2 separate regions of the Homo sapiens genome follow, and region 1 is linked to region 2. A link is an interaction called in ENCODE POLR2A ChIA-PET data of the cell type or tissue named here. Cell type or tissue: MCF 10A. All regions are shown on one strand. Each heading gives the region's core, and the rest is flanking DNA. Links, peaks and the distances in the headings are about the cores only.

The links. ChIA-PET counts read pairs that join two places held together with the same protein. Peaks named below come from ENCODE experiments on the same cell type or tissue, not always from the same donor. Only the 100,000 strongest peaks of a DNase experiment are listed, where the experiment ranks them.
Region 1: POLR2A ChIA-PET joins it to region 2 with 5 read pairs; 3 of 35 experiments call an interaction of 5 or more read pairs at or near these places.

What each region holds. Positions count from the first base shown.
Region 1 is chr2:241,456,552-241,460,551 of GRCh38, reverse strand. It overlaps FARP2 (FERM, ARH/RhoGEF and pleckstrin domain protein 2), which reads right to left. Exons shown (of 27, transcript NM_014808.4): 14 at 3,630-3,805. Among named protein-coding and RNA genes, the nearest start is that of MIR3133, 19 kb to the left of the region's middle. In MCF 10A, for the core only: no CTCF peak of the experiment used is centred there; no DNase peak of the experiment used is centred there.
Region 2 is chr2:241,387,079-241,394,255 of GRCh38, reverse strand. All of the region lies in intron 2 of FARP2 (FERM, ARH/RhoGEF and pleckstrin domain protein 2), which reads right to left. Among named protein-coding and RNA genes, the nearest start is that of FARP2, 34 kb to the right of the region's middle. RefSeq lists a silencer at 1,045-1,104. In MCF 10A, for the core only: no CTCF peak of the experiment used is centred there; a DNase peak (open chromatin) is centred at 3,165.

The DNA.
Region 1 (4,000 bases), core at 1-4,000, 68 kb before region 2:
AATTCCAGCACTTTGGGAGGCTGATATGGGAGGATCACTCGAGGCCAGGAGTTTGAGACCAGCCTGGGCAACATAGTGAGACCCTGTCTCTTAAAAAAAAAAAAGGTTAGCCAAGCAGGTGGTCACACCTGTAATCCCAGCTCCTGGGAGCCTGAGTTGGGAGGATCACTTGGGCACAGAAGTACAAGGCTGCAGTGAGCTGTGGCTGCACCACTGCACTCCAGCCTGGGCAACAGAGACGGACCCCATCTCTAAAAAAAGAAGTCATTTCTCCACCTGAGCTTGATATGCCCAGTGAATTCTCTGGGGGCAGAGCTGGTCCCGTCCCCAGAGGCCCATGTTTATGGTCTGGGAGGCCCCAGCCTTCCCCACACAGCTGAGGGACAGGGATGTTACATGTTAATGCCCCACAAACTGTTGGCCTTGGGCCCTGGGGGAGAGTCTGGTAGAGGGAGGACAACTTCCTAGCCACAGTCACCGTGGCATGGAGTCCAAAGGCAATGTCCTAACTCTGAATGTTGTTCTATAGAAAGAAACAGGATGCTCGAGTCCCGGAGCAGCTCCACTCCTCCAGGGGCGAGGCACATAGAGACACATACGCCATCAGAGAGCCACAGCAGTCGCTGATGAGACTTCTCATCACAGGTGCCACCAGTGGGTCACAGGGGAGTCAGGGGAGCAGACTGGCCAAGAGAAGGGTCTTCCGTCCCGCCCCTGCCCCCGCCCCGCCCCGCCCAATCAGCCCAAGGAATACCGTGAGAAGACTCTCAGGGACAGAAAATACAGCAGCTGCCACGCTGCCCCCACCTCTAGATCAATGTCAAACCTGACCCCCAGCAAGCTGGGCTGCAGGCCAGGGATGAGACGGCGGCCAGGGATAGGCCCAGAGGAGCATGCAATTCCTGTGAGCTTCGCCACCTGTCCCCACATGAAGGGTCTATGTGCCCATGCAGAGCGTGGAAGAGGCTTCTGCCACCTTTGGCTTTCCTACCTTTCGACTGTGGCCGATCCTCACAAATCTCTATTAAAAAGGGGACAAACAGTGCATCAAGTGGGAGACACTGGGGAGGAGGGCACCAGCTGGCGAGGGTGGGCTGGAGGGTGGGCAGCTCTTTGCCCCTCCCCGCACAGCCCAGCAACTGGGTGCAAGTGCAAAAGCTTGACGGGTGGCCTCAGTGGCAGCACGTGCTTCTCAGACCCCTGTCACCCTGGCTCCCCAGGAGAGTGGTCTGCCAGGCCTTGCCAGCAGAACCGTCAGTGAATGTGGGGCCGGGGTCTCCCCAGAACCTGTTGCAGCCTGGCTGGGCACACTGGTTCATGAGGTCAGCACAGAGGGGTACTCTGGTGGGAACCTACCTCTGGGTCAAACCAGCAGCCCCTGCATGGTGATGAAAGGGCCATCCTTGCCATCTCGGAGCCCACCTGTGCTGGGCAACAGCCTTGCTATCTCAACTCACACACACAGAATTGAAGCAGAGCCCAGAGCCCTCCCTCCAGAGCCCAGGTGTTGAGGAGAGGCAACAGGAGACACCACGTCAGGGCTGAGGGTGCCCACACGCAGGGGCTGGGCCCAAGGGCTGCCGAATCTTTCTCTGCAGTGACCCAGCCACCAACTCCTCAAGGGCATGGCTCGGTGAGGACCCTGAGGTGCCCCCATCCCAGAGGGCCTTGCCATGCTGCTGGCCCCATGCCACGTCATGACTCACAGGCTTCTCCCAGGGCCACTTGCCACCAGCCCAATTATCCTCAGATGTGACAAGCTGTCATCCTATAGAACCATCTAAAGAATCAACTGATTTTTGTAATATAAAAAGTTACAAATTAAAATTTAGTCTTAATAACAGACTGCTTGGTAGCCATTTTTTTTTTTGTACCAAAGAAACAGTGAACTAAAGAGATTGTCATTAGGTTTCCAAAATAAAATAAAAAGACATCTTTTTTGGAAACAGTCTTGCTGCCAGGGCCCAGAACTAGCCCTCACTTGCAGGCCTCGTGCAGCAGTACGTTTAATATCCTTTGCTGCCTCCAGACCAGGGGGCTCCTTCCACTCCAGTGGGATCCAGGGGGACCCTCAGGGCACCAGGAAGGAGGAGACTGCCCTGCCTGTGCCATCCTACCTGCTGAGAGTCCCAGCATCCCACGGGTAGCCCTGGCATCTGGAAGGCAGGCCTTGGACAGAATATCCTCTGGCCAATTCGGGCCAAAGCAGGAGTGCTGAGGTGTCACAATGACATACCTCCCCCTGTACCAGCACTGACTCCCTCCCTCCTAGAGGCCCCATGGCCTCTTCCCATCCAGCTGCCACTCAGGGACCCCATGTCTCCCTTCTCTGTGGACTCCAGGCCCAATATAGTCTACAAACTCCCTGGACCCTGAGTCTTTTCTTTTAGGGTCCATCTGCAAAACCGTAGCTGTAGGCAGACTCCCCTGGGCTAGGAGAGTGGAGGCCACCCTGAGGCCACAGCATCCCTGCCCCTGGTTGCCCTGTGCCTGCCAGCAGTGAGCTTCTCTGCTCGGTCACTTTCTCCCTGCAGACTCTCAGTTTGTGCCCTTATTCCTATCATCTCTGATAAAAAGAGACCCATAGGGGACACTGCCTCAACTTTGTCATAAAGCCTCACCCCTGTCTGTGGCCCATGTGCCCCCCTCCCCGTGCCACAACAGCAGAGAACCGCCCCCTCGCCCCAGGTGGCTCCTCCACTGTCTCCAACATCGACACGGGGTCTCCCGCCCAAGAGCCTCTCCAGAACCCAAAGCGGTCCCTAGTGCACCCTCCCTTAGCACCCAGATGTTTCTACACTGGGTCTCCCGCCCAAGAGCCTCTCCAGAACCCAAAGCGGTCCTTAGTGCACCCTCCCTTAGCACCCAGATCTTTCTACACTGGGTCTCCCGCCCAAGAGCCTCTCCGGAACCCAAAGCGGTCCCTAGTGTACCCTCCCTTAGCACCCAGATCTTTCTACACTGGGTCTCCCGCCCAAGAGCCTCTCCGGAACCCAAAGCGGTCCCTAGTGCACCCTCCCTTAGCACCCAGATCTTTCTACACTGGGTCTCCCGCCCAAGAGCCTCTCCGGAACCCAAAGCGGTCCCTAGTGTACCCTCCCTTAGCACCCAGATCTTTCTACACTGGGCCTCCTGCCCAAGAGCCTCTCCGGAACCCAAAGCAGTCCCTAGTGCACCCTCCCTTAGCACCCAGATCTTTCCTCCCAGTTACTCAATTGTCAAAGTAGAAGCTTGACCAAGCAGGGAGAGAAGAAAGGAGCAAAGGAGGGAGGACGGGAGGGAGAAATGAGGAAGGTGGGAAGGAAGGAAGGAAGAGTGGGGGAGGCTGGAAGATCCAGCCTGACACATGGAGCCTGTGGGTTCCAGGGACCGTTTGCTAAATGAATAAGGAAACTCGTTTTTGTACGAAGGAACCTGGAGTCCCAGAGATAAGAGGAAAGTCTCAGGAAGGTTTTGCTAGGGAAGGCGGCCCAGTACCTCCTCTCTGCTCAGGAGGCTGGTAAGGCGGCTGTGAGTGCAGAGCCCTTCCCTGCCCCGCCCCAGGGTCCCCACCAGCACCACCCGAAGGAACAGTGAAAACAGGCCCACCCTGCAACCCTCTGCTAGCTTCTCAGCCTCGAGGGGCCCACCTTGTGTCTGGGCTCCTCGCAGTCCATCCCGGCTCCGCCAGCATCACTGAGGACAGGGCTCAGGAGTGGGGATGAGCCCTGTTCAGCTGGGCCCAAAGGCACCTGAAATGCAGGGCTCAGACTCAGGGGGCTCTTCCGGCTGGAGGGAGAAGGCTGAGGACTCTTCGTGGAAAGGCCTGGAAATGAACGGGGAGGGGGATGGAGCGAGAAATGAGAAAGGGCTGTGAGGCTGGCTTAGAGCCGCTACTACTCTCCTGACCATTCAACCGCCAGCCTCACACAGTGCCAGGCGCTTCCTGTAAAATGTGTATGTACAGCCTCTATCACACACAATTCTAAACATGACATAAAATGAAAATGAGGGTTGATGG
Region 2 (7,177 bases), core at 1,520-5,519:
TGAGCCAAAGCACCTGGCCCACATGTCCACTTTTATCCTTTCAAATCTTCTCGACTTAAAACATACCTTCTGGTCCTAAAAATACAGAAATTCACTATCAGGTGGACTACAATAATCACTGCATGTTCCCAAAGTACCAAATGATCAGATGAAACAAGATTCTCCCTGCACTAGGTCGGAAGGGCCTCACAGCCAGTTAGAGCACTGGCATCATCCAGATGCTCAGAATGGAAGAAAACCCCGCCATCACACTGTGCTTCCTGCTGAACTCAACATTGACTCAAATCAGAACTGTTTCAATACTAGGCTGGAGGAGAAACAGTATTAAGAACATAGTATAAAAAATACAAGTTAAAAAGCAAAACTTTTTGTTCAGTGTTTCCAGTTTTCTAGTTGGTCATGGTGTTAAGGTCCTTTTCCAGGCTTAGGTATAAACAATATTGTTAAAAACTTACATTTACAAAACTATTAAAGGTTGTGTCTAGATGAAAATGGGCGACAAAGGCCTGGCTAACAAAGTACTTCTTTATTCTTTGTCTTAAGCTCTGTGGGAAAATTCTTCTTGAAACAGCTTTTGTCCTTTAACTTGTTTCATGTGCTCATTTACAGTTCATTTGCCAAATTATAACTCCTCTATCTATCTAGATGGCCCCTCCTATTATATAATTCATATCTGTACTGTAAGTTTCATTACTTAAGATTTTTATTGCCTAATTAGATCAATCCCAAATTTCCTTTTATAATATTATACTGTACAATGAAAATAATCTTGAGCGCTCAAAAGGAAACTGTAGCTACATTCTTTGAAAGGTCACCAACATTTTTGATAGGCATTTCACTCTCATTTTGGCACATTTTCAAATCTTGGGTTCTCACATATTCCTAAAATACTGTACACCAAACTTCTACTCCAAATTGCACTAAGAACCATAAGGAGGCCGGGTGCAGTGGCTCACGTCTTTCATCCCAGCACTTTGGGAGACCGAGGCGGGTGGATCACCTGAGCTCAGGAGTTTGAGACCAGCCTTACCAACAAGGTGAAACCCTGTCTCTACTAAAAATACAAAAATTAGCCGGGTGTGGTGGCAGGTGCCTGTAGTCCCAGCTACTCAGAAGGCTGAGACAGGAGAATTGCTTGAACCCAGGAGGCAGAGGTTGCAATGAGCTGAGATGCCACCACTGCACTCCAGCCTGGGCAATGGAGTGAGATTCCATCTCAAAAAAGAGAGAGAAAAAAAAGAACCATCAGGAGTAGCGTTAAATCTCAGCAAAAAGATGTTAACTGCTACTTCTGCTTTTTTTTTTTCTTTTTTGAGATGGAGTCTCGCTCTATTGCCCAGGCTGGAGTGTAGTGGTGCCATCTCGGCTCACTGCAACTTCTGCCTCCCGGGTTCAAGTGATTCTCCTGCCTCAGCCTCCTAAGTAGTTGGGATTACAGGCATACATCACCACACCCAGATAATAGGTTTTGGATTTTTAGCAGAGATAGGGCTTCACTATGTTGGCTGGGCTGGCCTCAAACTCCTAACCTCAGGTAATCCATCCGCCTCAGCCTCCCAAAGTGCTGCAATTAGAAGTATGAGCCAACACATCCAGACTGCTACTTCTGCTTCTAAGGGAAGGGTTCTGTATCATAGAGGGACAAATGAATCCCCAGGCACTTCATCTTTCTAGACTGAAGAGACCAACTGGCAGATAAATCATCTCTACCATGAGATGTGGGCAAAAACTGAGCTTATGTATCAATGGATTCATTCATACCCTAGCTCTTCTACAATCGTTTCTCTTAAACTACTCAAGGAAACAGTACAACATGAAATCCCCCAATTTGAACCTGTTAATACTGGTGACTCAATTACTTATTTATTGCCTTTCCATTCCAAACCCACCCTTCTTTACCCTGCTTTGTGACACTGGAGTAGCACCCTGTAGACATTCCTTTTACACAAGCTGGCTTTGCCAGTAGAGGGCTCTGGGGAGATACAACAAGAAGGGCCTTCTCTCCCCATTTCTGGGCTTTTGGCTTTCTTGCTAGCTGTGTGCAGGAGAGCCAGCGGCTCACACCATCCTATGAGTTTCACTGGCATTCCGGTCCCACTGGTGGGCAGTTTCCTCCCTGCCAGCCGGTTCCTATGGCACCTTAGTGAACTTCACCATCCAATGCCAATGGGTCTGCACCTCAGCCTTGCGAGAGAAGGCCTCTTTCAACTTTGCTGCTTCTTTGGATATTCCTTCCCTCAGCCCTGGTGTGGCAGCTGCTCACCATATCTCCTGGTCCTATATTCTTTAGCATCTCCCTCCCGTCTTAGTAGTTAATCCTCTGTTGCTGGTTAATCATTATTTCTATTAAATTTCCCTGTTCAAATTACTGGTACAGTTTCTGTCTCCTGACTGGCCCTTGAACGATTCAATGGTATTCTCTGGAAAACGACTGTACAGCTTTAACATCTTGAGCTTGGGAAAAAGGGTTCTTCCCCAAGAGTGGGGAGAAAAAAAGCCAAATCCACAGTGGTCCTCCTAACTACTGCAATGTAGTGGTAGCAGAAGCTCTGCACGACCAGATGAGGTTGAAAACTGGAAGAAGAGTCATTAAATGGAGGTTCACTTGGCGTCTATTCTGCTAGCTGCCTACTTGAATTCCCAAATTCATCAGGAGAGAAAATTGTGCCTTCTAGTGCTCTCAGAAGTGGGGGAAGGTGGGCCCGAGAATACAAAACCTGCGATGAGCTTCCTCACAGAGACACCAGTGGAAATGTGGAGGGGATTGCCATCTGAGCACAAAAGCAGGTGATGTAGAACACTCGCCCATTACTGCTTTATGTCTATTAAAGTCTTCCACCTGGGCAAGGGCACATCAAGAAGGACACACCCCAAGGTGAAGGAGGCCCCGCTTCACTACAACCCCATCTTCCCAGCACATTTGCAGACAGTGTATGCCAAACACCAGAAGCCAAAGAAGCAACCTGCTACTAACTGGCTTGTTTTAGGAGTTGGGCACAAAACATATAATTATTTTCTTCTTTACTGTCTTTTACTTAGCATCTGAGAAAAAGCAAAACAGAAGAGTAGCTTAGTTCAGCAGTAAGATCTCTCAAAGCAAGCTCTTAAGCAATTCCTTTCTTTCTTCTTCATCAACCAAAAGAGTTCCAGCAGCTTGCCTGTCCTTACTTGTGCGTACTTGTGAAAACTCACAAAAAGGAAACGTGTCTGTCAGCGTCCCCACCCACTCACTATGGTCAGGACGCAGCTCACTCCCACAGCCCTGTGGCCAGGTGGCTGTCATTTTCAGAAGGGAAGCCTGCCTGGGAAATCAAATAGCAGCCTTTAAAAAAGGCCAATAAGACCATTATTGATCAACCTGAACCTCATTTGCAAAAATACACAGACACTAAGAATGGTTAGACATTTAAACCAAACTCTTGAACTACAGAGACCTACCTGAAAAGCAGAGAAATTAGTCACCGAAGAATGAGTAAACCTGGTATACCAAAGAAAACATAATCTAAAAAAATAAGATCCTATGTACAACTATTGCCTTTGTATAAAAATTAATAAAAATGGGAAAAAATTAAAATTAAAGAAAAAAATAAGATCCCCAAAAAGGTCAGTGTTAGAGGTAAAGGTATTCATAAAATGAGAGGAGACTGGAAAAAGAATCCAACTAAATAATGAAAAGGGGATATTACAAAGATGACTCCAGAAACCGAACCTCAACAGGAGGCCCAAACAACAGATGGACAAGACTTGAATTGGAATCAGTGGTGTGGAAAAATAAACAGATGCATTCTTCTAGAGATAAAAATGATGAAAGAAAATCCAAATTTAGGAATCACAAATGTGTCTACGAGGAACCTAGGAGAGGGGCTGTAGCAGACACTGGGGTATGATAATCCAGAAGATGCCTCGTGACTCCTGTCCTGAAGACGGCAGTGCCAGCTGTCATCTCCTTAGTCATTTGCTGGACTCGTTCAAAATCAAAAAGGTAAATAAGAAACTCTATTTTCAGCAAAAGTAGGAACTCTCAAATCCTGCATCACAAAACTGTGGGGAGAAGCACCACTAGCAATAGGGACAGAGCAAGGGGTTGGGCATCTGTAGTGGGGGCACAAGCACTATGCCACGGGGCCAACTTCAGCAGAAGCCCTAAGAACACTTATCAAAGGTGAAGGGCACAGTGAGGTGCAAAACTTCAGTCCCTTGCTTGTAAGAGCAAGGATGGGAAGAGACCTGGGTAGCAGGGTCCAAGTGTGGGCCCAGTTTGGCTTAGAAGAGCAGAGGTGATAGACCAAAGAAGAAATCTCAAGCAAGTCACATCCAAACCCACATACCAAGCTCGAGTCATGGCATGAACTTTACATTTCAATGAGTCTATGACCAGCCAATCCCCAAGAGAACCTCCTTAAAATAGCCAACCTGTGAATAACTTATCTGCTTCAAAGATGGGTGATCAAAATAGAATAAGCGCTGCAAATATTAAAAGGTATTCAAGATAAAAAAGAAACAGATATTAAAAACTATTTAATAAAGCAACTGCCTCTATAATACAAGAGCACAAAACTACAGTATCAGAGCTCCAGAAAGAGAAGGAAAGACAACTGTTATTCAAAGAAAGTGGATCACCTGGGTGAGAATTCTTGAGTTCCTGCGTAACCTTGAGTAAGATTTTAAATTGGGTTGTTTTACAGAGTTGTAAGATGTCTTAGTTGGTTCAGGCTGCTATAATAAATACACCATAGACTGGGCAGTTTCAACAACAAACATTTATTTCTCATAGTTCTGGAGGCTGGAAGTCTGCAGTCAAGCTGGCAGTAGATAAAGTTTCTGGTGATGTATAAGGCTTGGTTAACAGATGGCCATTTTCTTCTATTCACAAGTGGAGTAGCACAGAGAGAGAGGAAGAAAATTCCCTTATGTCTCTTCTTCTTTTTTTCTTTTTAAGTCCGAAGAGTTTTTGTTTGTTTGATTGTTTGTTTTTTTGAGACGAAGTCTTGCTCTGTCATCCAGGCTGGAGGGCAGTGGCACACTTGGCTCACTGCAGCCTCTGCCTCCCGGGTTCAAGCAATTCTCCTGCCTCAGCCTCCCAAGTAGTTGGAATTATAGGCACCCACCACAATGCCCAGCTGATTTTTGTACTTTTAGTAGAGATGAGGCTTTACCATGTTGGCCAGGCTGGTTTCTAACTCTTGACCTCAAGTGATCCGCCCACCTTGGCATCCCAAAGGGCTGGGATTACAGGCATGAGCCACCTCACCCCGCCTCATGTCTATTCTTATAAGGGCACTAATCCCACTCGTGAGGGCTCCACCCTCATGGCCTAATCACCCCAAAGGTCCTATCTCCAAATACCACCATATTGGTGGTAAGGCTTCAATACAAAACTTTTGGGAGAACACAAACACCTAGTCCATAGCATTAGAGATATTTTTTTGGGACAGGATCTCACTCTGTTACCCAGGCTGGAGTGCAGTGGCATGATCACGGCTCACTGCAGCCTTGATCTCCTGGGCTTAAGCAATCCTCCCACCTCTGCCTCCCAAGTAACTAGGACTCTAGGCAAGTGACACCACACCTGGCTAATTTTTTTTGTAGTGACGGGATCTTGCTATGTTGCCCAGGCTATAAGAGTTATTTTAAAAAGTATATTCTAGATGTAAGTTCCTTATCAGATATATCTTTTGCAAATATTTTCTCTCATTATTTTTACTTTCTTGATAGCATCTTTATTTGTTCTTTTATCACTTTGGAATTTGGTGTCATATCTACTCCTAGGTTTTCTTCTAAGAGTTTTACAGTCTCAACTCTGACATTTACATTAATGATCCATTTTAAATTAGTTTTTGAGTATGATGTGAAGTAGGGGTCCAAATTCATTCTTTGCATGTGGATATTCACTTGCCTAGGCACCATCTGTGGAAGACTATTAGTTCTCCCATTGATTGTCTTGACATTCTTTTTGAAAATATCAATTAACCATAAATGTAAGGGCTTATTTGTGGATTCTCAAGTCTATTTCATTGATCTATAAGTCTATCCTTATGCCATACCACATTGCCTTGATTATTGAAGCTTTACAATAAGTTTTGCTATGGAAAAGTGTGAGTCCTCCAACTTTTTTCTTTTCTGAGATTGTTTTTGGCTATTTTAGGTTTTTGGCTATCCCTTGCATTTCTATATACATTGTAAGATCTGCTGTCAATTTCTACTAAAAAGCTAGCTGAGATTTTGATGGAAATCATATTGAATCTGTAGAGCAGTTTGAGAGTATTGCCATCTTAACAATATTAAGTATTCTGATCCATGAACATTGTCTTTCAACTTATTTAGATGATCTTTGATTTTTTTCAATACTTTTATGATTTTCTGTGTACAAGTTTTAAGGTTCTTTTGTTAAATTGAATCCAAAGTATTTTATTATTTTTAATGCTACTGTAAATAAAACAATTTTCTTTTTTTTTTTTTTTTTTTGAGACAGTCTCACACTGTCACCCAGGCTGGAGTGCAGTGGTGCGAGCTCGGCTCACTGCAAGCTCCGCCTCCCGGGTTCACGCCATTCTCTTGCCTCAGCCTCCTGAGTACCTGGGACTACAGGCACCCACCACCACGCCTGGCTAATTTTTTGTATTTTTAGTAGAGACGGGGTTTCACCGTGTTAGCCAGGATGGTCTCGATCTCCTGACCTCGTGATCAGCCCACCTCAGCCTCCCAAAGTGCTGGGATTACAGGCATGAGCCACTGCGTCTGGCCAATAAAACAATTTTCTTAATTTTATTTTGGAATTGTTCATTGCTAGTGCATAGAAATGCAATTGATCTTGGTATATTAATCTTGTATCCTGCAACCTTCCTGAAATCGTTTATTAGTTCTAATAGCTTTTTTTAAAAGAGAGACAGGTATGTTAAACTTTTCTATATACAACGTAGTGTCATGTGTAAACAGTTTTTACCTCCTTTCCAGTGTGGACGGCCTCCCTCTCTTCCTTTCTTTTCTCCTCCCTCCTTTTCTTTCTTCCCAGCTGCTCTGGCTGGAGCCTCTAGTATCGGGTACGTCTTTCAAAAACATCTCTGTCCCTCCGTTTCCCAAGTATAAAAGAGAAGACTAGTTCTAACAGAGAGGACCGAATAAAACAACGCAGACAAGGGGTTTTAGAAGAGCAACTAGAATGTGGCGAACGCTCAAC